Regions from separate parts of the Homo sapiens genome. Here all the other regions are linked to region 3. Evidence: read pairs that join two places in POLR2A ChIA-PET (ENCODE). Cell type or tissue: PC-3. All regions are shown on one strand. Each heading gives the region's core, and the rest is flanking DNA. Links, peaks and the distances in the headings are about the cores only. Region 1 overlaps RASSF8 (Ras association domain family member 8). Region 2 overlaps RASSF8 (Ras association domain family member 8). Region 3 overlaps BHLHE41 (basic helix-loop-helix family member e41).

Region 1 (11,085 bases), core at 5,655-8,154, 80 kb after region 3:
AATTATCAGAGATGTGACATAAAGCTATAAAACTCATTTAAGTATACTTTATACTTTAAATGGCATCTCCTTAGCATTATTATACAAATTCGTGTCATATTGTCCTATGTTTCCATTTTAAGACTGATCTAGGCTTGGAATTTAGTATTTTACTATGTGTGTATATATATATGTTTATGTATGTAGATATATGTGTATGTGTGTGTATATATATATATTTATGTATGTAGATATATATGGGTGTGTACACCCCCCCACTCTGCTTCTTTAGGTATCACTTAAGCTAGAAATCAGAGTTTTCCCCACTTCTTTACAATTCCTAGTCTTGTGAACATAGTACATACTCATTAAATTAACTGTATTATCCAGTTGATAAACTGTTCAAGTTATACAATCACTCAGTGTCAAAGCCAAGGAGATTCATGCATTTCTGATTACCTAAAATTCTACAAATTGGAAATAATATTAATCCAACTGAGCTCCTGAAGAAGCAAAATAGTACAGACCTCTAAGAAAGAATGAAAATCTCTAAAAGCTGTATATATTAAAACATAAGAAATCCTCAAAAACTCAGCTTGTGTTTCAACATGATAGATAACAACATATTCAGCAGAAAGGACAGATTAAATAAACTATTAAGAATACTATGTATACTGGCCAGGCACGGTGGCTCACGCCTGTAATCCCCGCACTTTGGGAGGCTGAGGTGGGAGGATCATGAGGTCAGGAGATCGAGACCATCCTGGCTAACAAGGTGAAACCCCGTCTCTACTAAAAATACAAAAAAAAAAATTAACCAGGCGCGGTGGCGGGCACCCGTAGTCCCAATTACTCGGGAGGCTGAGGCAGGAGAATGGCGTGAACCTGGGAGGCAGCGCTTGCAGTGAGCTGAGATCACGCCACTGCTCTCCAGCCTGGGAGACAGAGCAAGACTCTGTCTCAAAAAAAAAAAAAACTATGTATAATTGTTAGTATAAGAATACTAACAAAAAATAAGAATAAACTACGCAAAAATCATAGTCTAACAAACTGAACTCAAATATTCATGTTAGTCCTATATGAATATATTCAATGCCCAGAAAACAGGAAAAAGCCACAGTTCAAGAAAGGGTCAGCAGTTACCTTGCTATTAAAATGGGAAGCAAGGATTCAAGGACTAAGTAAGTTACCACTGAGGAGGCCAGGTAAAGTGGGGTGTTAGGAAAGATGTCAGCAGTGTGGCATGGGACAGATGTTTTCAGAGTCAAGAGGTATCTATCTGTAACTATTCAACTGAAGCACTAGCAGGAGCTGCAGGTTCTACTGACCTGGTTCTCAAACTTTGTGGCACAAGCCCGTCAGAAAAAACATTTCCTACCCTTTCCTGCCTCTTCCAAACTTTAGAACAAAATACTTTTCCTCCTCCGGGTAAGATGCCACTTCACCACTCCCCTCGGCCACTATTACCCCCCAGTAACCTTCACCGCATGTCCTACCTCACTGATATTAGCCCACTTTGGAAGTCTTTCCACTGCTCAAAATTTACTTACTAGTGGCAGAATGATAAGGGAATGAAGTTGGGAAATTTTCTGGTTCCAACCCAAGGAGCCAATTATTTGCGTTTAGCTATCACACTAAAAATCTTATGTTAAGGAGATAAACAATTTCCTAATTTCTTTTTTAAAAGTCAATAATACTAATATATTTAAAGTTATGATTCAACCATTAAAAAGGCAAAAAAAGATTATTAAAAATAAAACAAAAGAACCACAGTTTAAGTGAATCTTAATGCTCAAATAAATGGCGCTGAGAGATTAATCAAAGTCAAGAAAATGAAGTCATAATTTAATTTTAAATACATGATATGATTCATAAGCTCTATGTTAATTACAGTATTACCAGGGTCAGACATTCAGTAACATACATGATTATGTAGAAAAGACAAAAAAGACAAACATTATTTCTCTGTCTAAAGTTATTTATTCATTAAATCCAGGCAAATCAATTAATTTCTTTACATTAAGCCATTAGTTATACCTTTTATTTAAACAGATCCACTCAAAAAGTAAATAACAAGTAAAAGCAAAAGTTTTCGCCTCAACTCCCAGGTCACAGGGTGATTCTTTCAGAAGAAACATGGCAAAAACATTGAATGAAAATTCATATTATTAGAAAAATCAATGGAAGACGACATGGGAATCACCAACTACTGGTACTGTTAATGTACCACGAAGTTTATGCAATAGGCAACAGGTTAATTACAACTCTGAGATAACACCTTCTGGGTTTTTTTTCTCTGAAAAATTCAAATAGTGTTGATAAGTCTTAGATAACTTACAAAGTTAGGCAAGGCATTTAACACTATCATTTTGCAACACCGACCCCCGCCCCCACCAAAACAGCAAACAGCTAAGATTAACTGATCTACTCAAGAGTTAAGTTACAAGAACTGAATAAAGAACTCAAGTCCCAAGCCCTCCACCCTCTAACACCCAGCCTCAATAGGAGTCTACCACTGAAATCAGAACTCTGCCCACCTGGACCTGCTATTATCCCCCCCAGTCTCACAAGGGAACTATGAGCAGCAGACAGAGAGATCACGTTCCACCTGCCTAAGAAAAAAACAGAATGAAGACTGTCGTATCTACTTAGCAAAAGCTAATTCTTCTGGCAATGCTGTGAAAGTTACCTTAAGAATTCACCTTCTGAACCTGACCTGAGCAGTATGCCAAATTTCATAGGAGTAGGATCCCCAATGAAACTCACTGCCGTGGATCATTCCTTTCCCAATCACAAGGAACATCCATGATGTTCCTTACAGTTCTGTGATTCTAATGCTTCACACTGTGAAACAATTAAAATAGCTTTTTAAAAAAAGAATTCAAAAGCAAACTTTAGAAATATAAACATTTTCTAGAAAAATAAGGGAAAAAGTCCTACACTTATGTAGAAAGAATAAATATCTGTGCATGTACCACAAAGCTCTAAGTAGAAAAGACTGACACAGACCTGAATGATAGGAAGGATTTGTCTTTGAAAACAAAGGAGTAATTTATCAGGGCAATAAAATTCATTGTGAGGACACTAAAGTCAAATTAAATAAAACCAACAAAAACAATGTCCTAGTTTTGTGCACTGGGAGCTAGGGCTTCACTGAGCACTACTTATATCTGTTGGAAACCAAGCAAATTAAATATGTTCCCTTTTAAAAGTGTGTGTGTGTGTGTGTGTGTGTGTGTGTGTGTGTGTGTGTGTGTGTTTTAATAAGAACATTTTAAAAAACAAAGCATTTATTTTCCCAAATTAATCTTGGGAATTAAAGAGTAGGTTATACAAGGTTTTTGGAGTTTTTCAAATGTGCCCTGGGTAACAGTGACGAATATGTATGCTGAAGATACATTTAAAAGCCAAATATCTAGTTTTGTAGTTTTGGCCTTTCCAGTATGCCTCAGAAGCTGAGGTTCTAAACACAAAGTATAAAAACACACAAGTACATTTGCAGGATCTACGGTGCTCATAAATGAAAATGCAAAATACTTTCAAGGAAACAGTCAAAACTACAGTTTTTAGCTTATTTTTGTGGTCTTCATTGTATTTCATCTAGTCAGTTCTATTTCCAAAGGGACTGAGGTTCTCTGAGACCGTGATCATGAAACAAAGCTTCACTCTAAGAATAAAAGTACAAAACAGTAGGGTCTGAGAGCAAACTATTTTATCACAGTGCCATTAGTTCATCCAAAGCATACACAACACGTGCAACCTGTGTGTTGACTCCAGAAGTTTATAATCCCAACTCAATATGACTGTGATGGGGGTGTGTACAGGGTAGAAAGACAACACACCAAAGAGGAGGGGATGCCGTGCAAATACACACAGCACAGGCACTCAGCCCAGTCCCAGAATTGAGCTGGCCTTGGTTAATACATACCTGCTTTTCTCCCTCTCTCCACCTTTAAATTGTTTCACACTCAGGCTAGCTGGCTAGGGCACAATTTTCCTTTAGTCTCTGACTGAGAAAACAAGCTTGCTGTGGTGACCCTTTAGGGGAAGCTCTTGGTTTCAGGACACAGCCACTCCTCTGAAGCTTCCCCCTGCATCTCATACAAGTATCTCTTTAGCACCCACCTCCTAACAAAAGTGTCATGAAGGCCCACCAGCCACATAAAGGCTATCCATGCAATGAAATATATTTGCTTGTGAAAATAACTACCTGAATTCACTGTGCTAAGCTTGTTGTTTCTATGCCAATCTCATTGCTAGTTATAAACATCAAATAATAAAAACAAAAATATTATTAACTAAACACAATTTGGTAATAAAATGTTTAAAAATGGAATGAAGATTTTGGTAAAAGTATAATAAAATGGGATCTTGGTAGTAAAATAATTATAAACTCTACCCCCTTTCTAAATATGCCCTAAAAAGTATACAAAATACAAAAACTATATGAAATACCTTGTAAGAAAATTTAAACTTATTTGTATAGCGTTTACTTTTTAAAGAGTGTACCAAAGGGAGTGAGGGTGGTGTTTGGCAGTGACAAAGATCCACGGAGGTGACAAAAGAGTATCTTATCACTGATATTGCTTAAAATATCTGGACCATGGTGATAAGGAAGGTCAGCTTTCAGGACTCTTAATTTTATTGTTTTCAAATTCTGTACAGACACTGTTTCCCACCCTGCCTCTTCCTACTGCCCCGCCCTGGGTACAGCACTGTCAAGCAATTATCCGAATTTAATCTTTACGGCTTTTATAGTCCCTGGGTAGACTTTTTCACACAATAAAAGAAGGGGATTTCAAACAAATTATTAGGCAACCAACCAATACTGTTAATAGTAAAATTAGATAAACTCTGAGATATAAAAGGAAAACACCAACTTCCTATCACTTAGATACTACTTTATCCTAGGGTAATACACATACAGTTTTTTGTTTTTTTTTTATTTTTTTGTGATGGAGTCTTGCTCTGTCGCCCAGGCTGGAGTGCAGTGGTGTTATCTCGGCTCACTTCAACCTCTGCCTCCTGGGTTCAAGTGATTCTCCTGCCTCAGCTTCCCTAATAGCTGGGCGTGTGCCACCAAGCCTGGCTAATTTTTTATTTTTTTATTTTTTATTTTTTTAGTAGAGACAGGGTTTCACCATGTTGGCCAGGCTAGTCTTGAACTCCTGACCTCAGGTGATCCACCTGCTTTAGCCTCCCAAAGTGTTGGGATTATAGGCGTGAGCCACTGCGCTCGACCAGACATACACTTTTTAAAAAATTCAAGTTACCAGTCTTCTGGGCTATATTAAATATTAAATATTAGTCTCAAAGTCATCTTGGCTCTTTTAAAATAAAAATTAGGACATCTTACATTAAAATTTAAAAAATGAAACTGTTCCAAATGGCCCATATATAAAAATAACTTTCTAAAAAATAATAAATATTGAAATAAGTATCAAAATTTTAAGAATAGCTTAAATTTTTGTTAAATGCTTTTCTATTTATTCCTTGGTAAGAATTTTTCAGTTCAAGAAACAGAAGCCTTCTCTTTTTCTTGAAGGGATGGATGAAACAAAACAAAACGAAACAGAAACAGAAGCCATTGGTTTCCCCCGATGTGCCCTCCAATTATAAAGATATGATTCACAAAAAATATTCAGAGCGTCTCTGCCATTGCTGATCTTATCCAGAAGTTAGCGAGGAACATGGATTTAAGCAAGAGAGGCCCAGATGTAGATTAATATTAAAGAGATGAATGAGTGATCACTGGGAGTAAACTAGGTTGTTCTTGAATGGATTTGAGCTGAAGAAAAAAGCTAAAATGAAGAAGCTGTCATGGTATCTGCCCTTTAGACTGAGTTTGGGCCCTTATGCTCAGAGGAGTGAAATCATGGATGGCTTTATATATATATAAATTATAAATATATAATATATAAAAATATATGAAATATATGATATATATCATATATATGAAATCATATATGATTATAATTATATATAATATATAATATATAATTTTATTATATTTTATATAATACATAATTATATGAAATTATATTATATATAATTTCATATATTGTATATCTAGTGATGTATATCATATATATCAGATATATAGTGATATATGTATTATATGCTACTTGGGCTAGAAATGGAAGAACTTCACACAGTTAACATTTCTTTAAAAAAAAACAAGTGTTTATTGTAAGAGAAAAAATTTTAAGCCCAGAAAATACTGAAAAGGTGAAATTATATAATTATATAAAATTATATATATAATTATGTATACAATATAAAATTATATATACAATATATAATATAAAATATATACACTATATATAATTTTTATATATAATTTCATATAATTATATTATATAATTATATAATTTCATATAATTATATAATTATATAATATAATTATATAATTTCATATACTTATATTATATAATTATATAATTTCATATACTTATATAATTATATAATTTCATATAATTATATTATATGATTATATAATTTCATCTTTTCAGTATTTTCTGGGCTTAAAATTTTTTCTCTTACAATAAACACTTTCATTTTGTTTAAAGAAATATTAACTGTGTGAAGAAGTTCTTCTGTTTCTAGCCGAAGTAGCATTCTTCTCAGCCAACTTTGAAGACAGGGACTAGCTATCACTAAACCCTACAACTTATCATACAAGAGTAAAACTGGTTGGAAAGCCATTTCCACAGAGTAGGGGTCAGTGCCTTAGTACAGCCTAGAAGAGAAGTTCATTAACTAACCTTACTTCTAGGGATTAATAATTTTTACCAGTAGTATTGGACAACTGGAAAAACGTCTATTAAAGTTTATAGGGCAACACCAGAGTAATCACCATAATACCAAAAATAGGATAGTTCATAGTGACTAATTCACACAGAAATTAAAAACCAAATGCTATGACAAACAGTACCTAGAAAGGTAAAAGCAGTCTACAACAAACCAATGAGAATGCATCTACACTTGGTGAATCTGCTGTATGGTGTTTTTTAGTTAGATGTTTTTTTTTAATGTAGCTTAAATATCATGAATTTTAATAGGCACATTACATGGAAAAGATGTAATAAATAATTTTGCTGTGTTTGGATCTTATCCCACCCTTGTTTGATTTCCCCTCATGCATTCTAGCTAGGATGTAAAAAGTAGGAGGTTCCTTAATTTCGAAATATGGGAAATAAATGCTGGAGGAAAAGGAATAGGAGTTACTTAGCCTGTCAGAAAGAATAATGATCTTTTTCTCCCCCCTAAGATTATTTGCTTAGTCATTCCCACTGAAAAGAATGAGTTTAATTTTGGAAGTGGTAGGAATGATAGAAATCCTAGATCAAGCTTGTCCAACATGTGGCCTGCGGGCTGCATGCGGCCCAGATGGCTTTAAATGCGGCCCAACATAAATGCATAATCTTTCTTAAAACATCATGAGATTTTTTTTTTTTTTTTACTTCATCTGCTATTGTTAGTGTATTTTATGTGTTGCCCAAGTCAATTCTTCTTCCAATGTGGCCCAGGGAAGCCAAAAGATTGAACACCTCTGTCCTAGACAGACCATAGGGCTATTTTGTCCTGCCCCTGTGGACTTAGGGACATTGACACATCTCCCCTCACTCCTACTCCTTCACCCCCAAATCCCAGCTAATGCTGTGATTATCTTAGTTGAACAGTGTGCCACGTGCTTACCATTTGCCCACCTCACTCCAGCCCGTTCTTCAACTACTCCCCACCTTTGTGAGGCAGCCACATCTCCCTGCCCTGCCATGTATTGCTTCCTCTGCTTGGAACATCTTTCTCCCCACTCCACCACCACCTCCCTGCTAGCTTGCTGGGGTCTGGTCGACATGATGGTGGTGGGGAGAAGGCACCAGCAGATCCAAGTGCTTCCTCTTTGCTAGGCACATACAACGACTCAGAATAATCCACTGAGGTCATGTTTTTATTCTCATCCCCATTTTACAAATGAGGCCCTGGAGGCTCAGAAAGGTGAACTAGTTGGAGACAATACAACTGGTAGGAGATGGGAGCTGAGATCTGAGTGGAGGCTGATTTGAGAGTCCTGGCATTCAACCTTTATCTGGAAGGTGGCAAACTTGACAGGGACAAGGCAGATGTGCATATTAAATGCAAAGAAACAGTTTTCACCTCCACAAAGAAATATGCCATTAAAAAATTTCAATACTTGGCTCTACGTTTCTTTCTTTCTATGAAGATGGATACTATTCATCTTATGCCTCTATCATTAAAAAAAAGAAACCCAACAGTGTTTGCAGAACTTATTTCCTTTTTCCCTCCAAAATAACAATCTGGATAATCATATTAATATCATTTTTCTAGCAAAACCACTTACATTCTAGAAAATGCTAATGTGCTTTTAGCATGAAAGAATGAAAATAATACCTAAGCTTTAACACAAATATAGTGGAAAAATATAAAAAGATGTGGAAGATCTCATTATTCTTGTCATTTTATATTGTGAAATCAAAAACATGCTATAAAACAATTTGTGGGTTTTCTGTTATGACCTGAAAGATCACAATTTTTACTTAGTGCTTCAATACATACATGAGAAAATACCAAATTCTTTTGCTCAAAGGAACTCCAGCATACCTTGAAATGGCCTGAGAGCTGAGCCTCAGTTTTGGTAAGAATGTGGTCTCCCACTGATCAACTTGATCCCCTCTGGTCTCATTACAGAGTATTTATGATTCAGCTGAACCATTTAGCAACATTTAAACCATCCTTAGTATTTACCTCAGGGGAAAAGTCACATTTCAAGGATAGTTGAAGTATCTAATATATTTAGTTGCTACTCTAAAGAAGACAGGCCTGCTTGAAAACAAGATCACAGCATACATTGCTCTCTGCAGGACCTCTGTGGGTAGGAAGCTCTTTCTTTTAACTGATTATGTAATATTTTAGCTTTGGTAGTAAAAGATTCCAGATGTTTACTCTAACAGCTTTGTAGACACATGGGGATTGATGTTAGACACATAATCACTGGTTTTGGAGCAGGGCCAATTGTGTACATACGCTGTTTAATTATGTTGACACTCCAGACATTTCAAACATCAACAGAATTTCTCAGCTCATATTCCCATTATGATTCCTGCTTTAAATGATTATAGATGGGTATGGAAACTGGGCATTACGCATGCTAATGAAATCTATCTAGCTCTTTTCACTTTTAATAGATTTGGAGGTTTCATGGGTTAAAACTCCCTTAAGCTATAAATTGCAGGTAAATATAATAAAAAAACTGCCAGGAAACATTTCCCTCAGAATTTTTTGTTGCATGCTAATGTAGCAATTTCAAAAAAATTTGTCATTGTTCTCCTTCCTAAAAATTCACATGTCACAAGGGAACCTTTGACTCAGCCATGAAACAGTCCCAAGAGTCCTAGAACTTGACTTTGGGAAATACTTCTCCATACAAACAGTGCTAGAAGTTTGTTTTCTATCAACATTCCAAAGTTTGTTACCTAGATGATTTGGAACAACCTGCTATGAGTACGAAAAACATACACAGAATTTTAATGTATATTAATGACTCAAATTTCTCCCACTTCCTTTCGGGGAAAATGAAGCAATAACATACACAATATTCCCATAAACTTTTTAAAAGACATTTCAAAGTTTTATATGTGAAAATGCAAAATGACTAGCTCATCACAAGAAAGGATAAACTGGGCTAACAAACTGCTACAAACTGAAGGACCTTTTCAAAAAAGCAAGCTCAATGGAAAATTCCCTGATTGGTAAATTTTCCAGATACAAAATTTCCAAGCATCTCAAGACCATAGTTCTCCTAAGTCACTACTTCTGGGATATGGGAAGTTTCCTTCATGTACTGTAAGCTGCTGACATCATGCACATAAATGTAAACCAAAACATGTATTTCATCAAAGTAACTAACATGATGATGAGAAACAGGATATTTTGAAACATATTTATAAGCAAAACATATAGGTCAGATTAAGCCATTGAAGCATCTCCTCAGATTTTTTAGATTACTCTGAATAAGAAATATTTTCAAAAATGATGGAAATATCTGTAGTTTTACATGTGTGGCTGCTATTGAAATCTCTATTAACCCTCTTTTTCTCAAGTTCTCCCATTCCCACTCTGATCCCGCAGACCCTACCTAACAAGTGCCTTTAGAAGCAGGCAAGCATTTTCTAGTCCTCTATTTTAAGTCTCTCAGACCACCAACTACTTACCATTCTTACTGCCAACAGCAATAGTTCCAAACCTTTATCATCTCAGGTCCTTATAATTTTATAGTTGCTTACACCTCTCTGTGATCCACCTGGCACACTGCCACCAAATCTGACCCTGCCCTCAGTTGGGCTCAAATCCTGTTAGTAACTCTACTGGGCCTGTGGCAGAAGCTTAACAAAGGGCTGCTGATTGAGTTCAAGAACTCTACACTGATTTCACACCATCATGATGAGGATGGATGGGTCTCACGTGTAACGATGAGCCAAAATATACTTTGAGAATCCAAGTTAAATGGCAGTGTTTAGAAAAAAAAATACTGAAACAATCTAGCATCTTGGGGTGTTGGAATTTTAAAGGTTTGACAATTGGCAAAATCAAAGTAATCCAGAAATCTAACCCAATGTACTGGCAGAGTATCACAAACCCTCATAATACCTCAAAAAAAAATGGGGCAGGGGGAGTCTACAAGTTAAATTTGGCACCAAGTTACTAGTTGTAAAATAAAGCTTATTTGATTGTTGTCTCAGGCATTACGTAACTGTAAAGAGTCTTCATTTATACTGAAAGCTGCAGCAGTAAAAGCTGCAGACATATTTAAGAAGAAATATCATATTTCCTACTGCTTCAACTCACTGTTCCTGACCATCTTGAAGGGGTCTGCAAGTTATGGCCCGCTACCTGGTTTGTAAATAAAGTTGAATTGAAAACAGTCGGGTTCATTCATTTACGTACTGTCTATGGCTGCTCATGTGCTACAATGAAGTTGAGTAGTAACAACAGGGACCATATTGCCTGCAAAGCCTAAAATATTTATTTACCTAGCCCCAAAACCAGGCACTTGTCTGGTACAGTATGGGTGAGGAAATACTTTTT
Region 2 (11,085 bases), core at 4,360-6,859, 62 kb after region 3:
AACCTGTAACTCCTAATCAAGAATACACTCTGTGTGTGTGTGTGTGTGTGTGTGCGCGCGCGCGTGCGCATGTGTGTAGTGCCCCCATGAGGCAAAGACGCGCACTTAAACCTAAGAAACCAGTCTACAAATTGCTTCACTATACATTCTTGACAGCCACCTGTGGTTCTGGTCATCAGTCCATGCTCTACTAATAATCTAGCTAGCCACTTACTGTGTTAGGCCTTGGAAGTTCTGGGGTTGCTTTTCAGAGCAGCAATTTTCTCTAATTAATAAACTCTCACCACAGAAATCAGGATCCACAGCTCTCGGCTACTTGCCAGTGGAGTCATCTCCAGATGAATTCTGAGTTCAATGAAGTATTTACGATACAGAAAGAGTTGTTTGGCCAAGTTTGGAGGAATATCATAAAACATTTGTATTGAAGTTGTCAACTTTTCAAAACAGCTCTTGGATTGAGTTATTGAGAAAGTAAAAATAGGAGGGCAGATTTAGTTAAAATGTGTTTTTGGCTTGTTCACAAATAAGTATACTCTGTAGTCCAAGTGGGCAAGCACATACATGGTACCTCCGGGCATTTTCCCCTTGAAATTCTGTGTAAAAAGTGTGATTATGCAAACAACCCCATAAAAGTGGGCAAAGGATATGAACAGACACTTCTCAAAAGAAGACATTTATGCAGCCAACAGACACATGAAAAAATGCTCACCATCACTGTCCATCAGAGAAATGCAAATCAAAACCACAATGAGATACCATCTCACACCAGTTGGAATGGCGATCATTAAAAAGTCAGGAAACAACAGATGCTGGAGAGGACGTGGAGAAATAGGAACATTTTTACACTGTTGGTGGGACTGTAAACTAGTTCAACCATTGTGGAAGACAGTGTGGCGATTCCTCAAGGATCTAGAACTAGAAATACCATTTGACCCAGCCATCCCATTATTGCGTATATACCCAAAGGATTATAAATCACGCTGCTATAAAGACACACGCACACGTATGTTTATTGCAGCACTATTCACAATAGCAAAGACTTGGAACCAACCCAAGTGTCCATCAATGATAGACTGGATTAAGAAAATGTGGCACATATACACCATGGAATACTATGCAGCCATAAAAAAGGATGAGTCCATGTCCTTTGTAAGGATATGGATGAAGCTGGAAACCATCATTCTGAGCAAACTATCACAAGGACAGAAAACCAAACACCACATGTTCTCACTCATAGGTGGGAACTGAACAATGAGAACACTTGGACACAGGGTGGAGAACACCACACACCGGGCCTGTTGTGGGGCGGGGGGATGGGGTAGGGATAGCATTAGGAGAAATATCCAATGTAAATGACTTAATGGGTGCAGCACACCAACATGGCACATATATACATATGTAACAAACCTGCATGTTGTGCACATGTACCCTAGAACTTAAAGTGTAATTTTAAAAAAATGGAACTTCACACACACACACACACACACACACAAAAGTGTCATTATGGACAGATGCAGCTTATAGCACTACTCAACTACCTTGACTTTTGTAAAAACTACTTTTTTTTTTCTTTTTTAGCACTGTCCATGGCTTAATTCCCAAATATAACAAGGAAAGCCAGGTTTGACAATTAATAAACGTAGTCTTCACTAAGAAAAAAAAAGCTGTATATTTTAATTCACATAAATTAAGTGAAGCTCTTAATAGTGACAATTACTAAATAAGCTCATAGAAAGAATATGAAAAAATTAAATGCCTTAATTTTCTCCTCTTTAATAATTAAACTTAAGTCTACATATATAAGATTCTCAAATGCAAAAAGAGTTTCACCGGATGTGAAAGCCCAGAATTTTCAGCATTGCTGCAATATATTCTTGTGCAATAGTGTTTAAGGAAAAATCAAAAGATGTCAATATTACCAGAAAGTCTCTGTCTTGTATAGGGCACTGTAAACCTCTAACAGTGCATCTGCCACATCACAGGTGGCACAATCATCTCTACCAAATGCTAAAGTGCCTTGGCAACAGTATGACTCATTTCAATGCTGAGCTAATTGACATGCTTCCAATATAAACTGGCGAGACATAAAATCAACTTTTGATAAGGAGCTCAAAGACAAAGAGGCCCTGAACACTTAGCATGGTGCTGGCCACACAGCTTCCTCTTAGTACATGTTTGTTAAATGAAAGACTTAAGATGCAAATATAAACTTGGACCCATATTGCTGGTTTTTCTGATGCAGGTGTTTATGCCCTCATCATTTAAGGCAACTAAATATACATAAACTATGATGAAGATAAGCTTAAAATAAATAAGAAGAAAGGGTAAAACATGGTGGGAGAATAACATGAAGCCAAGAGCTGTGCTTCATTTTCACTGTATAATAAGATTTTATTTTATTTTATTTATTGAGACCGAGTTTCGCTGTCACCCAAGCTGTAGTGCAGTGGCATGATCTTGGCTCACTGCAACCTCTGTCTCCTGGGTTGAAGCCATTCTCCTTCCTCAGCCTCCATAGTAGCTGGGATTACAGGTGCGCACCACCACGCCCGGCTAATTTTTGTAGTTTTATTAAAGACGGGTTTGACCATGTTTGCCAGGCTGGTCTCGAACTCCTGACCTCAAGTGATCTGCCTGCCTCAGCCTCCCAAAGTGCTGGGATTACAGGCGTGAGCCACCATGCCCAGCCAATCATAAGATTTTAAAAGTATACATTATCTTTCCAGTGAAGAACGATGTTATTTCATTTGTTGTATTTTCTGAAAGTATGGAGAAATAAACAATAGGTGGGATTTTTCCTAATGAGGGATTCTGGGAACTAAGAATCTAAATTCTTAATCTGGGTCTAAATTTTGGCTCATGGAAACATCTTTAGTTTCAGAAGTCACTGTTTAGGCTGAACAACAGGAGAGGAGAAGGCAGTGTAGATGTTAACTCAGGGTTAGTAAAATCTAGGGGTGTCAGAGAACAAGCATCATCACAGATGTACCTAAACACAGGCAAACTGTAATAAGTACAAGAGTGCCTGTGAGACTTATTATGGAACCAAATGAACAAAATCCCCTAGAAATCTATATTTAAAACAAACACATACAACGAAAGAAAGCACAATGTACTTTTCTCAGATACCCACAGAGTTCACTCACCTATTGCTTGAGCTAAGGCTATGACAACCTCCTGGCAAGTTGTGACTTCAGTGACTCCACAAACAATCCTCTGAACTCCATCCACCCATACTTTAAGTTCCATGGTGCACCGGCCAGTCACTCAAGGTCCCTGAGAGTGGTCATCAGGGTGTTAGGTCATGTCTCTAGCTGCAGGAACACGGAGTGGAGAAGACTAAGTCTGTGTAGTCAGCTAAAAAAGGGCAAAAAATCACTTGTAATAAAATGAATCAACATTTCTTCTAGTAAGTATGTAAGTATTACACAAAACAAATTTTAACATATCATAATCTTACTGAAGTACACAGGCTTATTTTACAGAAATGAATTAAGCAACACAAATGCAACTACAGTCACCTATCATGACAGTGTTTCATGTTACAACTATTTTTATCATAATTTTAATCATGAACTCATGCTCCATTACATTAAAAATTCCTATTTAGTTGCCAAGCCCTATTCAATATATGCGCTGTTTTTCTGTCCTGTTTTTTTTCTTTTTGGATTATTTCATTAGGATAATTTCTGAGGCAAAACTAAAGAAAAAAAGTTTGTCATTTTAGGAATTATCAATAAAATTGAACCACTTTGCAGTGTGCAGTGTTTTGCCAATACTATTAACAAATTTAAGAACAGTTGTCAAAGTATCTTACTCAGCTCACATTCCTGATTTAAAACAAACAAACAAACAAAAAAACTGCTACCTGTCTGCCTTCCTAATATTTTTTTCCCTTATTATTTCATTCTCTCTTCTCATGTATGATGTCTTGACAACTGTTTTAAATGTGTCCCTTGCCTCCCTCTCCCCACAGGACAAAGAGTGTCTTCCCGCTGAAATGCCAACACCAGGCACAGCATGAGGGCAGGTGGGTAAAAAATCTTAGTCAAAGGAAACGAATTCCTTTGACGACCAACAGTTTCCTCATGTGTGAACTGTTTATCCTTTTCTCATTTAACTGGGTTTGATAGTTTTCTTAAATTACAAGAGTTATTCAAAAAATATAAACATTAACCGTTTGTTCTACTTGCTGTGTTTACCCAGTGTTTGATTTTGTATTTGGCTGCATTATAAGCAAAGCAGAAATTTTTACTTTGTCATATAGTCAAACCAAATATTCTTTATTTCCTGTATCGATAAGAATGTTACTAGCCTGCTAAAAATGATCACAATTCTTTTTCCTGTGGGTTTAAAAAAACTCTCAACTCTTCCTATGTAAATTCTCTAATCAATCTGATTTTTTGTTTGTCCATTGTTTTGTGGTCTTCCCACGTCTTTGTTGTTAAAATTCATGAGATATAATAAACATTGATTTAATTAAGAGAACATTTGGATTTGTTTATAGGTTTACAGTGGCACTGGTATTTCAGAATTAATGGCTTATTTAAAAGCTTATTTTAAAAACACTAGAAATTTTTCTTGTAAAACAGTAGTTACTACAAACAGTGGCTTAGTCCCTTGCACATTCTTTTAAAAGACCTAAGACAGTTCTAGGCCATCTGGTCACCTGGATAGGTAAGTCAGAACACATGCAAGGGGAAGGAGAATAAACCTAATTATTTTCTCCAGAGAAGGTACACAAATCCTTTTTGTCATCCTAAAAACAAGAAAGGCCTGGCTGAACATTAATCTCCTAGCACTTTGCTTTAGCTCTCTGCATATGACACAGCATAGGTTTCATTATCCCCTGTATGAAGAAAGAAGGGGCCACCTTGGCAATGACAAGCTGATTCCATAACTGTGCTCCTCAGTTATGAGGGCCTGTGAGATGTTAAAGTTCCTGGGGATAAAGGCTTCCAAAGTTAAAGAAATGTTAAGAAAGCCAGTAAATAAAGTTAAACAAGTTCCTTTACAGCTAGACTTCTCTGAGACTTTAATAGGCTGGTGTGCACTCTAAATTTCAAAGGAGAGTTTTATATGCTGCCCAATCTAGAGAACATTTAAGAAAACAGAAAAGTTCTGACTTGTTTCCTCTTCTGCGAGGCACTCTACTTACTAAAAATAGAATATGTTTTATTCTTTCTTGGGATAAAATTAAGGTATCAAAAATGGCCTAAGATTAATATATTGCTTTATTAAATTTTTGTAAAAGCTGGATTAAAGTCTATTTAAAGTGCCTTCTTATTCATTAAAATATCTTAAACTTGGGAAATCAAGCAAGAAAGGGTACAGATCTCATTAAAGCCCCCCTGCCACCAAGAAACCCATCATTTCAAATGATTCTATAGGACTTTTTTTTTTTTCAATTGTGGAAGAAAACATAAGATCTATCCATTTAACACATTTTTAAGTACATGATACAGTATTATTAACTACAGGCATCATGTTGGACAGCAGATCTCTAGAACTTACTCATAATTGTGTAACTGAAACTTTATACCCCTTCTACAAGCAACTGCCCATTTCGCCCTGTCCGCAGCCCCCAACAACCTACATTCTATTCTGTTTCTATAAATCTGATGTTAGGTATCTCACAGACGTTTTATATTCCTTTTTAGACTTTAGCATACTGCCACATATTTTCCTATCTGAATTATCATTGTTTCACTTTGAACTTTTAGTCATATATTGAGTCATTAATTCAACATAGTATTGGAAATTCAGGCCAGGGCAATCAGGCAAGAGAAAGAAATAAAGTGTAGTCAAATGGGAGGAGAGGAAGTCAAGTTGTCTTTCTTTGCAGATGACATGATCCAATATCTGGAAAACCCCATCGTCTCAGCCCAAAATACTCCACTCTAGGAGCTGTAACCCTGATCTTTATATCAACTCCAACAGTTCTATGCCCAGCCCCAGAACCAGACTAGAGAGTAAAATGGAAGACCTACACTGTAGGTGCGTGTGGTGGATTGGTCATCGTTCAGACTAAAGACCTAGGAAGCAAAAGGACACTCCAATTGGAATTTGGAATATATTTTTCCATGGAAACAGTGATGCAGATAGAAGGCTCTACTGCAAAGGTTTTAATATAGTTCAGTTATTGTCTTCATTATGAGGTTTCCAGATGCAAATCACTATTATTTTAATAGTTTTTACAATGAAGCACTAGGCTTATTCACTAACATGCTACCAGGGAACAAGTATTCTTTAGCTAAGAACCATTTATTGTCATAATATCCTCCTGGAATTGAGCATTTGCATTTGTGGAAACATATTACCTCAAGATCAATGCTTTCTTAAAGGAATTACAGCCAATCTTCATTATTTGCAGATTCCATATTTGTGAAACCTACCTAGTTGCTAAAAATTTGTTTGTAATCCCAAAAATCACTATTTGTGGTGCTTTCAGGGTTATTTGTGGATACGCACAGGGTGTGAAAGTTTTTAGCTGACACACACGCTCCCAGCTGAGACTGAACAAGGTGACATTGCCTTTGTGTTTCAGCTCTCATACTGTCAACATGTGTCCTTTCTCAGTCTACTTGGTGCCATGTTTTTTGTGAGTTTTGTTGGTGGGATTTCACCATTTAAAATGGCCCCCAAGCATAGTGCTGAAGTGGTGTCCAGGGTTTCTGAGGCAAGAAGGCTGTGAGGTGACCCATGGGGAAAACATATATATTATGTAAACTTTGTTTAGGCATGAGTTATAGTGCTGTTGGGTGTGGGTTCAACGTTAATGAATCAGTAAGCACTCAGTTGAGTTTCTTATTCAAAGCCCACCTCCAGATAGTTTATTGACAATTATATTTTTCTCAACCATATGCAATGTTAAAGCTCTGTCTGTGACTTTGAAATAGAGACTTCTCTCATACCCAGAGGTTTTAATCAGCAGTGCATAAAACAGTACCGGAAATCTTTTGGGAGTACAATATTTTGTAGAATAACTAAAGAATAGCACTTATTTCTGAATTAACGATTTGGGTAAATTTTGGTCTGCCAATATTTATACTTATTGCATATTAAATATAAATGTTTATATTTAATGTTTATTAAATAAGTTATCTTTAAACAGAAAAAAACACATAAAGCAAGGTTATGTATTGATGGGTTCTAAAAATGTTGTGACCAGAAACTCCCCAAAAACTAACAGGAATATTCATTATTAAATTGAATAAGCTCATGCTCTTTCTTCTACTATTCATTACCTTCAGGTGCCAGCATTCACACATGCCCAGTGATTTAACACTCTCAAATATTACACACTTAAGTATTTGGCAATTGTGGAAATAAATGGCACAAGTACTTATTACATGTTAGGCACCATGCACCATGTTTCATTTATTCCTCACAACATAATTCATCAAGTTAGATATGATTAGTCTCATTTCAATATGAGAAAAGTGAGTCTCGGAGAGTTTAAATAACTTTTCCAGTGTCAAAAAAATCTAGTAATTTGGGACACATATTTGAAATTTGGCTGAATACAGAAACTAAAGAATAAATAAGGCTAGGGTTCCCAAAAGGATTCACTGTACCCAATAAATGTTTTTTTAAAATGTCCTAAACCACCCTAAGAAATCTTATCTTTAATCACCTGGAAACTGGTTTTTGTCAATAAACAACGATCAGATAATATATACAAACTTGCCATTTCAAAACAAAGAAAAGAGGTGCTAAATCATGCTAAGAAACTGCAAAGAATTAATTAATTCAAAGAATCTATGAAAAACACATGCCAGCAAAATGAGCATCTGATGCTCAGGTTCCTTTTTCAGCATCAATGAATTATTCCTTCAGTTTTGGAAAATCACATCCAGCTTTATTTCTACAGAATCCTAAATAAAATATGTCTGAACATACACATTAATTTTAACTCCTGTCTTAAATACAAAGCAAAATTTCTTGGAGATTTTCTGCATTTTCTTTAAATTCACACTATTAAAATATACTTTCTGGAATAAGTCATTTTGTTTGAGACAATGTTGATTAGTGGAAACAAGATGCACCAAGGTTCAAATCCCGAGTCTACTACCTCTTGTGTGATTTGAGTCAAGACGCATATTTTTCCAAGCAGCATTTGTAAGAAATGGCATGAAATAATGTCTTTTCAAATTGTACCTTATCTAGTACAGGGCTCGGCACACAGTTTGAATTCAAGAGTTAGGTCTGGGACAGAAGTGAAAGTTCTAACTTAAAAAGTATAAACTTCTTTTTTATGGAAGGACAAATCAATAGCAATGCAAATTTTCAGAAACATTTATACTAATAAGAGCATCTGAAAATAAAGACATTTTAGGTTACTAATCCACATACCTAGAGCAGCAGCACATTCAAAAATTGTAAGCAGATATTAGAAATTGTAATTCATATTTTAAAATTTCAGTCACATCTAGTATAAAACATGCTATGAATCAAGTTAAAGTTATTGGTATGAGAATACTGATCCTTCTATTAAGAATTATGTCTTTGGCTGGGCGTGGTGGCTCACGCCTGTAATTCCAGCACTTTGGGAGGCCGAGGCGGGCAGATCACGAGGTCTGGAGATCAAGACCATCCTGACTAACACACGAAACCCTGTCTCTACTAAAAATACAAAAAATTAGCCGGGCGTGGTGGCGGGCACCTGTAGTCCCAGCTACTTGGGAGGCTGAGGCCAGGAGAATGGTGTGAACCTGGGAGGCGGAGCTTGCAGTGAGCAGATATCACACTATTGCACTCCAGCCTGGGTGACAGAGCGAGACTCCGTCTCAAAAAACAAAAAAAAGAATTCCGTCTTTTCCTTAGGATAAACTTTTCAAATGAATATAACTAGTAACTTTAGTTTTTCATTGAGCATCAAATTTACACTGAGTGCTACAAGGGCACTCAGTTGAGTTTCTTATTAAAAGCCCAGCTCCAGATAGCTTACTGACAATTATATTTTTTCGACCATATACAATGTTAAAGCTCTATGACTTTGAAGTAGAGACTTCTCTCATACCCAGCAGGGTTAATCAACGGTGCATAAAACAGCATTGGAAATCTTTTGGGAGTACAATATGCTGCAGAATAACTGAAGGATGGCACTTATTTCTAAATTAACAATTTGGGTTAATTTTTGCCAGTCAATTAAAGTTCACAGTGGAAATGTAAGATTTTTATGTAGTAATTGTAATTCAAGGAAAAACAAAATCTTTATGTAAAATTACCTGTTTTAGAAAACTAAGAGATATGTTTTCAATAATCAAAGGCTCATCTCAAAAATTAGCCCAGCTTCAGAATAATTCCTCTTACTAATCTAATTTACTAGCCAACACCACTAAAAAGTCATTTCTTCCCATCCCTTCCAAGTTATGTTTTGTAAAATCATTCTAATACCCCATGGAAACACAAGAACATGCTTATTAGACTGAATTCTTCTGTGACATCTATCTGACAGAAGTGCACTTACAAGGCAAGTATTTAGCTTGGGATTTTAAGCCCAGAACACCATACCTTAAAAAAGATGAAGGAGGGCTGGGCACAGTGGTTCACGCCTGTAATCCCAGCACTTTGGGAGGCCAAGGTAGGCGGATCACCTGAGGTCAGGAGTTCGAGACCGGCCTGGCCAATATGGTGAAACCCCGTCTCTACTAAAAATACAAAAAAAAATTAGCTGGGTATGGTGGTGGGCACCTGTAATCCCAGCTACTAGGGAGGCTGAGGCAGGAGAATCGCTTTAACATGAGAGGTGGAGGTTGCGGTGAGCCAAGAATGCACCATTGCACTCCAGCCTGGGCGACAAGAGTGAAACTCCGTCTGAAAAAAACAAAACAAAACAAAACAAACAAACAAAAAACAAAACAAAAACAAAAAGGTGAGAGAGGAAGAAGGCACAGAGAGGCTAGAGAGAGCCATGAGTGGCATGAAAAAATAGCCACTTGGGAGGTATGAAAAATGAAAATAGTGCAAAGGAATGAATGGAGAGCAACACACAGAAATGTACAATTCAGTCTTGGTCAGGGCTTCCAATGGCCCTGTAGCCCTCATTACAAGACAATTCCTGATGGGCCCAATCTCTCCAGTACTAGTAGCCCTGAGTCACCTCTAACTGGAATCCACCATTCCACACAAATGCCATTATTCTCAGCATATGCATCTTTCTTTTCTTTTTTTCCCCCTCCTCTCTACCACTCCAGCCTTGCTATATTCTTCTTCCCAAGTCATAAGCCTACCAGCAACACTCAAAAATACATTTGGTTCTACCTGGTGAAGGCTCTAAAGAAGCTGTCAGCTTCTCATACCTAGAGATGTCAGGGATGGGTGAATGATGGTACTTTCTCCAGGCATGTAAAAGGTTATGCATTTCAGAGTTCCCGGAAACCAAATGGATCAGCACAGTGCACAGTGAGTGCTTTTAATTTTATGCTGCCTCAGCATCCATTTTTAAATATAAGTCAACCCGGCTCAATTGCCCTTGACATAGTTTCCAGTACTACAGCCTACCCAAATGGTTCCAGCCAGTGGCCAGGAATAAAAACTTGGAGGTATCTCTCCTGCCTCATGGACTGGGCTTCCTGCTTTCTAGCCGCTTCCTTTAAATGGACCCTTACGGCATCTGCCTGTGACTCACATTTCATTACCCAAAATAGAATGCTACTTGCCAGCTCCCTTTCTCTCTACCTGCTTGCAACCTGACCTACCTACATGTGGCCTCCAGGCGTGCTGTGTACCCCCCAGGGTCAGTAAGTACTACAAACTCTTAAACTTTCACAGTGTGGCTGTCTTTGAAGCCATGCCTACAATCTGACCCCTGATGGCAGGGCAGCCCTGAAGGGACCCAGGCAGGTGGATCTCCTGCTGGTGCTCTTTTGTCCAGGCCTCTCTGCTGCTAGAGACGGTAGTTACCAGCTAAGTCGACATAGTTTCATTCAAAGCATTAATATGTCTCGCCTTTCATAGCTGGCAGCCCACTGGTCATCAACTAGTACAGTCATTTCACTGAACATAGAAGGCTGAGGCCTGGCCAGGTTATACACAGGATCAAGGTCCCATGCACAGGTGACGGCAGAGCCAGTCTTTGCA
Region 3 (11,085 bases), core at 4,211-6,710:
CTACCTGCTCGTTCCCAATGTATCTTAATGAAAAGTGCAAAAGAAAAACCTACCAATTAACTTGTGTGGTTTGTTTATGTTAGACCCAATTTTCTATTGTTTTAATGATTGACAAGTTTTTCAGTTTTCGTCTGTGACATCACATAGCCTCTCTAGTATGGTCAGGTGTTCCTCTTTCACTGGGTCTTGTATAAATAGATGATCACAAAGGGGTGCTTAATATGAGAGTGTTTTGGCTTCTTTTTATAAAATAATTCTGTCATGGGACTTTATCATGGAATTCCAGGATCAGAAATAATTTCTAGACTTTTCTCAAATTTCCATTCAAATCTGTGATATGATACAAACAGTGAAGGATTGTCAGCTTTTAGTTTCAGGAATGTTCTTCACAAACCCCTTGATTTTTGAAAATGTTTAAATGAGAGTCAGATTGTATAAGATGTAGAAAAAGTGCTCCCTCTGCTGACTTTATGGCAACTGAACTGCAAGTCATAACAGTATGAAGCCAGAAGGAGCCACAGCTCATCCAGTCCCCTGCATTTCGTGATAGGAAAAAAAGAAAGGAAGCCCAGAGATATTAAGTATCTTCCCAAGGTCACAGAGCTACCTAGAGTCAGCACTAGCACTAGTGGCCAGCTCTATTATATCCCTCAGTCACTCAACTACTTCCCATTGCAGTATCTTGGACCAAGTAAGCTGAACTTGATTGAGCAGCCCCCATGAAGCTTCGTAACAAACCATAGAACAAAGGAAATTGAAATCAACACTAGAAAACTATGTAGGATTTTTCAGCATTGTTAATTTATTGAACTTTAGAAAAATTATCTGAATCAGAATAATGGGAAAAACAGCATTTCAAATATTTTGAGCTATATTTTGATGCCACTACTGTAGTAATATTAGTTTCATAACCAAAAAGGATTAAAAGTGAATCAGAGGATAATACAGTGTTTTTAGCATGTGTATAATTTTGGTATAATGAGATAAAAAAATCTTCAGAGTTGGGCCAGATTTTACAAGTCAGTTATTTAGTCCAAGTGCCCATATGGTAACATGGTAAGATAAAGTTAGAACAGAAATGCAAAAATAATATTGTCTATATTGTATCTGAAAATCTGAAAAAACTTTATTTTAGTCATTGATTTATTTTAATGAATTAAAAGGCTGAAGTCATAATTCACTAAAGAGGCTTCTATACTTGTAGTGGTGAAATTTCAGCTAAAATGATTTTCCAACTTCAGGCAAATATGAATCTTGAGTCAATGTTTTTATGAGTATAGTATTATACTCATAAAAATTTAATTTTACATACATATATTTTACATAATCTTTAAAAAGATTAATTTTATATAACACATTTCTTAGCAAACTTTATATTGAATTGAAAAAAAATGGCCCTTCCCTCCCCTCCAAAGAGCTAACCTTAAGCACGTTTTCAAGGCACTAGAAACAACACTTTAATAGCTATGTAAAATTTGGAGTTTTAGTTCCTATCATTGTGAAACTATTTTTCATTTAGTTCCCTGTTTCTGGCCATCCAGGCGATGACTTTGGTTATTGCCCACCACCCGAGATTTGTTCAAAAGTTATGTAAAAGGAGGCTCAGCCTACTCCTTTCTATGTCACAGGTCAATTCTTAACCTTTCCATGGAAAGTGATTGCCAGTGGAGCCTCTGGAGAGACATGGCTGGGCAAACACACGAAGGACTTTTACATTAGCTAGAAATGAACAGAGCTCTCATGAATGACTTAAGACCATTATATTGCCAAAAGCTGGCTGTACTGTTGTGATCATGGTATTTTACTTCAGGTAGCAACCTGATATTTTTCATTAAACAAAAATTCTTAACCTATTGGACCCTCAGCTCAATATATTTAGACCCACCCATTGTTCTCACTGTTATTTTAAACAAGTTCAAGATGGATTTACAGTGCATGCTAAAGTCCCATGGAAGTTCTAGTTTTTCATAGAAGAATTTAAGTAAGGGATTGACGTGGGAAATTATCACATATTTTGTGTGATTAAGATGGGATTTATACTAGAAAACATGCGCAGCATGTACTTTAAAAATATGCTATTCTAGGAGTTGTACGTTTGTCTTAAAATCGGGTTTCTTATGCTCGTTCAGAGATTCCATATTGAAAACTCCAAACAAATATAAAACCACCTTTTTTAAATGTTGATATTTTAAAATTCTAAATTCAGTGATGCCTAGTTTGTCCGACAGGAGGGACAGTCAGTGGTTTAGAAAACTAAAACTTCTATGTTCAAATGCCAGTGCTGTTTTTCATTTTTGAATTTTTAGTGGAAAGCATACTAAAATGTATTACACATATCCTCTAAATGTCTTAACCTGGACATACTTAACCTTTCTCAATAATTCAGGGTCATCATTGTAAACATCATTTTTGCACTATGCATGACATCTGGGAGTAATTGCACCTGCACCAAATTTTTTTTTGAGTTCTACCTGCTTTTTATAGGGTTTTTCAGTCTCTTTACGCACAGCTAGCCTGTCAGCTGTCACTTCTTGAAGCCTCAGAGTGCTTCCTCCATCTCTTATCTAATTTGCTACCTCTGACTTACTGTGGGCTGGGAAACCATTTAAACACTACCACGCCCATTTGAAATGTGCTAAAATTAGAGTAAATAGGCTCTGACAGAGGACCTGAGGGTTTGTTCTACAAGTAAGTTGTGTGAATTTGTAGAATCTGTGACCTTTTTTATTTCCTTTAACTTCCAGATAGATTCTCAGCTTTTTTATTTCCTTTAACTTCCAGATTCTCAGCGATGCTTCTTATGCAAATGCCTTCAAGATTACTTATGCAAATGCCTTCAAATACGTTATATATTTTGCCATCATTTTATTACATAAAAATAAAAGCAACTTGCTAATGGTTTTAGCCCACAACTAACCACAAAATAAACAAATTTGCATGTCAGGAATAAGTTATTTGATTAGATGAACACCTCTCTCTAGTTGCTAAGAATAGGGGAGGGAGGGCCACTAGTGAAACTGACTCAGCATTTTGATTTAAGGATGACTCTGGCTCCTGCTTCTAGTATGTAACCTCCCCTGCCTCTGGGTATTGGACTTCTTGGGCAGCCGGCAGAATGCAAAAGTATTCTGGGGAACTGGCAGGATGGGTGTGTAGGTCCAGATGCTGCCTCTGAATTTAGACACACCCATGGTGAGAGGTTTCAGACTCCTCATCGATTACAGCATATTCCTTTTCTTCTTGAGTTTATGGATTCAATAAATGGTGTGGGGATTCAGATATTTGTTTTGCTTGCTGTATGTGAGGTGCCATGGTAAGTGCTAGAGAATCAAAGATTAACCTCTGAAGATCTCAGAGTCTAGTGTGGGTGATAGACCTATACTAAAATAAATTACATTGCAACACAGTAAGTGTTATCCAGGGATGGATACACTGCTGTGGTGGGGGTGGGAGCTACTAATTACATCCAAGTGAGGAGGCCTAGGTGAGAAGTAGCTGGGTTTTACAGAAGGAACGGCAGCACAATAAGGGCATGAGGCCATCTCCAAAGAGAAGGTTCTGGCCGACCCTGCTCCCGTGCTAAGCTGCACTACACTTTATTTACGTTTTTATAGTAAAATTTTCTTTATTTAGAGATGACATTATCAGGTACATAAATCATAGGGAATCAATCTACCAAAAAAAAATCCTACTAGAACAAATACAAGAATTTAGAAAAGCTACAGAAGAAAACATCAATAAACAAATATACATTGTATTTTTATACACTAGCAATGAACAACTGGAAATTAAACTTTAAAAAGTGCCATTTACAATAAGCTGCAGTACAGTTTAATTGGCTATATTTGACTTGAGGTCTAAGCAAGGATTTCCTAACTTGCCAGTCTCTTTAGAGCGTGACTGCTATGCTGGCTCTCACCAAAATCGCCTCCTGAGGATTTGAACCATGGGCTGGGACTAGGGAGTCACGATATTTCCTGCTGCGAAGTGAGATATGATAGTATTCAGAGCATGATCATATCTCATGTGGTAGGGGAACGAAAGCAGTACCTCATGAGCAGCTCTTTGTCTCACCTCCTCCATCTATCTGTTTTACAAAAGAAACTAATGGTGACTTCTTTCCCTTCGAGTAAGGGAGTGAGAGAGACTGAGCAGTTCTAGAGGGAAACATGGCATCCTAAGGCCTGATTTTCAAAAACCTTTGGGAGGAAGCTGAGGCAAAGAACTAGTCCAAGGTCATAGAGCTCAGTAAGAGAACCAGGATTTTTGGTTCTGAGTCTAGTGCTCTTTATACTTTTATGCCATAGTTTTAGTAATGGGGAGGGACAGGCTAAGGTTTTCTCATGGAATGAGTTGAGCTAGCCCATGTGCGATCCTCAAAGGCAGAGTATACTTGCTGGTGGAGAAGGAAAGATTATCACCATAATAATCTTGCTAAATTATGGCATAGAGCATGCAATAATTTTGAGAGAGATGAAATTCTAGGGAAATAATTTTCAAAGTCTCCTACAAATAACCATACTATTCCATCATCCACTCACTTTGGAGACATCCAGAAATGTGCCTTTCCTAGTTTGGAAGTCTCCACATAACGGTGGGCTTTCTGCCCCTCTATACCTGTGTGGTCCTGGTTGTGCCCTAGAGGTTCTCTATAACAGAAGGGATCTAGGACCAAAATAACCTATGAAGCTGGTCAGAGAGAACCTCTAGAATCCAGCAAGCTGGAGAGAGGGCCATGTGCTACAGTTTTTATATAGAGTATTTTTAGGGCACTGTGAACTTTAGCTAAGGTTTCAATTTTGGAGCCTTTTCCATATGGGTGTGCACACAGAATATTATGTGCTGCACAACAGAGATATTGAGTATCTGCCAGATAGTTTAATACATGTTGCTTCCATATGCGGCCTTGCGGCTTCCTCACTGTGATTCGAAAATTAGCTGTAACAGGGGGACTTCAGTCTGACCCAACTCCTGGCGACCTGTAACTCAGAGCAACCAGAAAAACCCTTATAGTATTATAAAGACACAGGATTCTAAGACACCTTAAGCAGGACTTAGTTTTCAAATACATATTATCTTGAACAAGGCTTATCTATCTGCCTAGCCATATCGTGGTTGTGTAAACCGCGTATGACCAGAGAGGCACCTGACTGCAGGCACCCCCGAAGGCCTCTGCAGACCCAAGTGGGCGCGATAATGGATCGATTTCTGAACTGTGCCTGCTAAGATCCTCATTTTAAAACTAGTAAACCAACCCTTGCTCCTTGAATCACCGTTTGAGCGCTGCATGGGGGGTTGGAGGGAAAGGAGGGGGGAATAATGTCATCAGCCTTGAGCTCTTCAAGGGGCTCTAGGATTGGAGAGAGAGGAAAAGCATTCTTAGGTTGCCTAGCGATAAAGCTGCAGATGATATCATTCTCCCCGAGGCCGGCCTCCCCGCCTGGTTTTCCTTCCTCCCTTCCCTGCTCCAGTCTCCCACGCCTGGGTTCAAAGTACAGCCGCGCGGGGTTAGGGAACCGGGGCCGGACGCGGCGCTGTCACGTGTGCCCGCACATGTCTGGGCGCACGCTGAGCAGCACGTGAGAGGGGGCCGGGGAGGGGCGGGGCCTGCTCGCCGTCCTACGCGCGTGCGCGTCCACAGTTCTCCAGACGCTGGCCCCGGGGCGCTGGCGGGCGGCGGGATGGGGGACCGTGGGGCCGAGGGCGGAGCCGAGGCGGCCGGGCCCGGGCGCGCTCTCCCGACAGCTGCACCACACCCTTCCCGGCTGCGTCTCCGCGGGCCAGCCCTGGGTAGTCATCCCTCCCGAATTAAAGCTGGCTCTGACTCGGGACTCCTCAAACCATTCTGACACAGCAGTTTCCGAGCGGCCCTCCTGGGCGCGGGTTACGCGAAGGTCGACACCCGCCTCAGAAGGGCCTTGGGGCGGGAACTCCGGTCTAGAGCGGGCCGCGGCCGGGCGGGACCTCAGCAGGTCCAGGCCCCGGGCCAGGACTTGCGGGGAAAACCCCAGGTGGTGGGTGGGGGTGGGGAGAAAGTGCCAGAGGAGAGTTCTGGGCAAACGAGGTGTCGCAGTACCGGCTGTCTGAGGCATTACATCTTTTCACTGGGCTCACGTGGAGTTTTGCAAATTGAATTCCCACTAATTAAGTACTAGGCGATTTGTTTAATTGTGATGAAATACACTGGGACTTTCCGTTCAAGGTGTAAAGTAAGAGAAGTGATTTTATGGCACGAACGGATTTTGCATGGTGCAGTAAAATGAAGGAAACTAATGTAGCCAGGGGCCGGGGGATGGATTTGTTGTTTTTTTTTTGTTTGTTTGTTTGGTTGGGTTTTTTTTGGTAAATTACCATCTAGTTATTTACAAACCCCTTTTGGGCAAATTGGTCATCTAACACTTTCACTCTTGGAAGTGACCACGTTGATTTTGTAACACTTTCTGAAACATGCCTGTTTATAAACAGCCTAAAATGAACAATTACTTTGGAGTAATTTGGAGTTCATGGTGTCTTTTAGATAACTGAGTATACCCAAGGGTGTTGCAAAAGTAGAGAAGTACCACTACCCTCTGCAAATATGGCTTTGGTCATGTGATGGAAAAAGATCTCAGACGTTGCCAGAAATATCTGGACAGGTCAGGTGCCAGTATTTGCTAAGACATTACAGAATGGTTGTAATCTCTCCAGTCTAAATGGCACAGTGAGTGCCACCCTGGAGACAGGCTGCTGGAAGCTAACAGACATTAACAAAGCACAAGGCATCCTTTGTTTGTTGTTTGTCTGTTAATGATATGTATGCATAATGTCCTATAGGTTGAGTTTCAATTGCACTTCCTCCCCGCGGCCCCCCACCACGTTAGACCGTTTGCACGAGACAGTTTAGTCATTAATATTCTGAAAGGTTGAAAAAGCAAAGATAAACTTCAAACATTCACTCAAATATATATTGAGCTTCTATATGTGCCAGGCGTTGGAGATACAGCAGCGATCATACAGGCAAGTTCATCACCGCTCGTGATGTTTACGACTCCTAGCAAAGTCTCAAAGCTTCCCAGGCATTTGCCAACACAATGATTATTTACGACAATTAGTCATCCTCTCCCTCAGCATGAAATTTTTTCAGTTGGCCCTTAGGAAGAATGTCAGGTGAAAGGGCTGGATCTCTAATCCTATCAATTCCTACTCACGGTCTCCTCTTTCTTCTCCCCTTTCCTCACTCCTTTCATACTAGCCTCCCTGCTGGTCTTCCAGCAGGACAGGCTTGATTCTTTACCAGAATGTTTGCATTTTTTCCTTCTTCTGCCTGCAAGACTGGGTCCCCAGATATCTGGAAAGCCAATTCCGTCACCTTTTCTCTCCATGTTTTGTAAGTCTCTTTTCAAATACCGTTCTTTAGAAAGGCCTTCCCCGAGCAACCCATAGGCAATGTATAAAATGCTTCCTCCCCACCAACATCATCCTTTATTTTTACTGTTTTGTTTTTCTAAATAGCAGGTATCACCTGTCATTACAACGATGTACTGTGTGTGTATACACACTCATAATCTGTTTATTGCTTGTCCACCTCACTAGGATAAGCAGGGACTTAGTTTGGTTCGTTGCTTTGTGCAATGCAAGAATGGTGTCTGGCAATAAATAAGTAAATAAACATGGCCTTTTGTAAATAAATATGTATGACTCTCAATAAATATTTTCTGGATGAATGAACATTTCTAGCAACTAGTTCAGTTTGATCGCCTCCAAAGATAACAGCGCACAACTTTTCAAAGCATCACATTGCGTGTTACGAACCCATGTCCTCCACTCTTACTGAACACCTATGTCCCAGGCACTGTGTGATCCAAAGAATAAACTACATAGAGAAGTCAGCAAGTGGTAAGGAGGCAAAGGCAGTGAACATCTTATACCTGCAAGTGGGAAAAGATTCAGCCTGATTCGGAAGCTTATTGGAAACAGTGATGAAGCATTAATGGAGTTCCCTTAACAATAGAGTTAATTCAATTTCACCTTAGTCCAAATGATTGCAAGTTACCATGTCTAAAAAATTGCTCATCTAGAGAAGTTCCTTCTGTAAAATTGAAAATTAAAGGAGATTTTGATCATTTGATCCCTTTAGTCAGCAAGAATAGCTGTAATAGCCCTGTAGAGGAAGAAATGAGTTTCAAAACTTGCAAGGTAGGTTGTATCTCACCTCTTAGATGGCCCCAACCCCTGTGTGGAAACAGACCCTCAGAATGTGACCCATGATGGAATGTACAACACATGAGACTAAGGCTTGACAGTCTCAGCTGCTTCAGCTCTAGGCTGGCTCTACCAGGTGTGGTCATCTTTGTCCCTTAATCAATGAGCTTCTTCAAAGCAAGGCTCAGTATTTATTTGTGTAATCTCAGCACCTAGCACAATGCCTGGCACACAGTAAGTACTCAATAAATGACTATTGAAATCCAAACCCGCCTTTCCATTCCCACAGTGACTATTCAAACCCTTATCAACTCTCACCTGGACTGTTGCAAGAGCCTACTTAACGGCCTTTGTCCAATCTCCCTTTCCCCAAGCATTGAACACACAGCCAGCACAATTAACTTTGTTTCTTTTTTTTTCCCCCAAGATGGAGTCTTGCTCAGTCCCACAGAGCTGGAGTGCAGTGGCACGATCTCGGCTCACTGCAACCTCCGCCTCCCGGGTTCAAGGGTTCAAGCAATTCCTCCTGCCTCAGCCTCCCGAGTAGCTGGGATTACAGGCGCTGCCACCATGCCCAGCTAATTTTTGTATTTTTAGTAGAGACAGGGTTTCACCATGTTGGGCAGACTGGTCTCGAACTTCTGACCTTGTGGTCCATTCGCCTTGGCCTCCCAAAGTGCTGGGATTACAGACGTGAGCCACCGCGCCCAGTCAATTAACTTTCTAAACACAGAAGGTATACTAAAGCATAGTATACTTCATACAGTCATGAAGAATGTGTGAAGGCTTAAACCTTCCCTTCTGGTTTCACTCTCTTCCATTTCCTTCCTTGTCCTGTTTTCCCCCACCGAAAGATGAGCATCTAATGGCCTAGTTGCACGGAACTACTGCAAGTTCCCTGAATATGCTTTGCACTCTCAAATGTTTGTCTTTAGGTAGATTAACTTACATTTGGATACCTCCTACTCATCCTTCAAAACTCAGCTCAAATTGCACCTCCTCTGTGAAAACTTCCATAACTATTTTAGTCAAAACTTAACCTCACCCACTTCTTTACTCTTAGCCCTTTCTTTAAATCTCCATTTTGATGTTTAACATCTTATTCCACAAACGTGCATGTACAAGAAGTGATGGATATTCTTATTTTCTCTCATTAAGTCTGACTTCACGCTACTTCCCCAAGGGCTGTTGGAAAATGATCTCAGTCATTGTGGACTCTCCTGTCCCCCTCCCCTCCCCAAACTCTCTAGGATTTTCACAAGGACTCGGGATTTCAGGAACCAGGGGAAGGACCCCTTCTTTCTCAGACTGCCCTAGATAATTGTCAGTGTCAGAGCCTGCTGTTTGGTATCCTTGCCTTCTCTGTCACTTTCTAGGTAGGAGTCTTTGCTGATGCTGGAAGTCCTAGGCCTTTGGGGCATTGTGTCCCTATTCCCCTCCTGGGCTTTGCCACGCCCAAGGAGCTGCACACCTGTGCCCCACTGCTTATTGCTTCTGCCTCCACTCCTTCCCCCTAACATAATTTCCAGCTTTATTTAGAGAGGGCTGCAGAGACCAGGCAGCTAACCTGAATGAATGGTATTGGCAGAGAAAATGGTAGGGACCAGAGTGAACTGGAGGTTGCGCCTCCTTTAAAAGGGACAGACATTACTCAGCTCCAAGCAATTGCAGCCTGGTGAAAACGTAGGCCCAGTATTGCGAGATCATCCAATTTTTCCAGGAAAAGCTGAAATCTAGATTTTATGTGAAATCTACTTTCAAAATGTTGGCAATTATTTTTGAAAACTTCAAAACACTATTCATTACAAATGAAATCTATCTGTTAAAGTATTATTCAATCTGGAGAAGGCTGCTTTGAGACCTCTGCTATAAAAAAGAAAAAAATAAAGGGCCTGGTAGGAGGTTTGCTTCAAAACTCCCCTGATGTAACTAGCCCCAGAGCCATTCTTGAAAATGGTTGAGGGGGGAAATGCAAGGAGAACAGACAGAGAGTAACGTCTCAGTAAATCATCCTGTCACATTGAGACTCTTCACATTGTATTGTAATTAATTGTGTATGTCTCCAGCACCTGGACGCCCTAACAGTCCTGTCAGGCAGATTGGCACCACCTCCAGCCTTCGCTTGGCCTGCACTGCTGTCTGTCAGACTGTTTACTTGTTCTTAGCTCCTTCTCGAATTTCCTTATGACCCTCCCAGACCTCTCTCTCCCACTTACCCAAGACCTCGGCTTATTTCCAGACTCCTCTCTCTCAGGAAAACCCCTATTTCACCAAGAAAATTCTGCCAATGGTCATGCTTTCCCCAGCTTTCAGCCCTCCCTGCTTTCCTCCTCCCGTGTCCTCACTTTCCTTCCAGCTGCAGAGGAAATGTGACCCTCCTCCTGCTCAAAGCCAAGGCTTCCACTTGTGCCGTTGGTGATGCATTGAAACTACCTGTTAAAACTTCCCTATCCGCCGCATGTAACAAGTCTGGACCTCTGTTAAGAGAGATCTGTTGTTCATTCATCATCGCATTCCTGGAGTCTAGTACGCTGCCTGGGACAGGGAAGAGGCTCAATAAACATTTATTGAATAAATACCTTTTTAAAAACTCTGGAGGCTGGGCCAGTCCTTAAACTTTCTAGAGACACGAGACAACTGTTGAAACCTGAGTTTTCATAGGTTATTGATCTCGAGAGGGTAGTTCCCCTGACTCTGTGCATGGGCTAAATTTGGAGGAGATAATCCAGGAGGGAATGTAGCTGGCAGGCCAGGGAGTTTCTCCTGGGTCAGGTTGGTGCCATCCAGCTGTGAGTTTGCTGTATGAAACCTCCTGTCTGTCTTCTCTGGTTACTGCTGGTGAGGCTGGCATTCTGGTACTTGCTGAGGGGAGCAAAGGGGAGCCTCCATGACCAAGGTGTCACA

Evidence for each region. Peaks named below come from ENCODE experiments on the same cell type or tissue, not always from the same donor. Only the 100,000 strongest peaks of a DNase experiment are listed, where the experiment ranks them.
Region 1: POLR2A ChIA-PET joins it to region 3 with 5 read pairs; 1 of 35 experiments calls an interaction of 5 or more read pairs at or near these places.
Region 2: POLR2A ChIA-PET joins it to region 3 with 6 read pairs; 1 of 35 experiments calls an interaction of 5 or more read pairs at or near these places.

Annotation. Positions count from the first base shown.
Region 1 is chr12:26,030,762-26,041,846 of GRCh38, reverse strand. The region is part of intron 2 of RASSF8 (Ras association domain family member 8); the gene reads right to left. Among named protein-coding and RNA genes, the nearest start is that of RASSF8-AS1, 77 kb to the right of the region's middle. In PC-3, for the core only: no CTCF peak of the experiment used is centred there; no DNase peak of the experiment used is centred there.
Region 2 is chr12:26,047,508-26,058,592 of GRCh38, reverse strand. RASSF8 (Ras association domain family member 8) reads right to left here. Exons shown (of 6, transcript NM_001394098.1): 3 at 3,147-3,357. The coding sequence starts at 3,249. Among named protein-coding and RNA genes, the nearest start is that of BHLHE41, 72 kb to the left of the region's middle. RefSeq lists an enhancer at 10,551-11,085. In PC-3, for the core only: no CTCF peak of the experiment used is centred there; a DNase peak (open chromatin) is centred at 5,762; H3K4me3 peaks cover 477 bases; H3K27ac peaks cover 1,923 bases.
Region 3 is chr12:26,109,001-26,120,085 of GRCh38, reverse strand. BHLHE41 (basic helix-loop-helix family member e41) reads left to right here. Exons shown (of 5, transcript NM_030762.3): 5 at 1-56. Among named protein-coding and RNA genes, the nearest start is that of BHLHE41, 10 kb to the left of the region's middle. RefSeq lists a silencer at 5,577-5,926. In PC-3, for the core only: no CTCF peak of the experiment used is centred there; DNase peaks (open chromatin) are centred at 5,565 and 5,735; H3K4me3 peaks cover 1,689 bases; H3K27ac peaks cover 2,135 bases.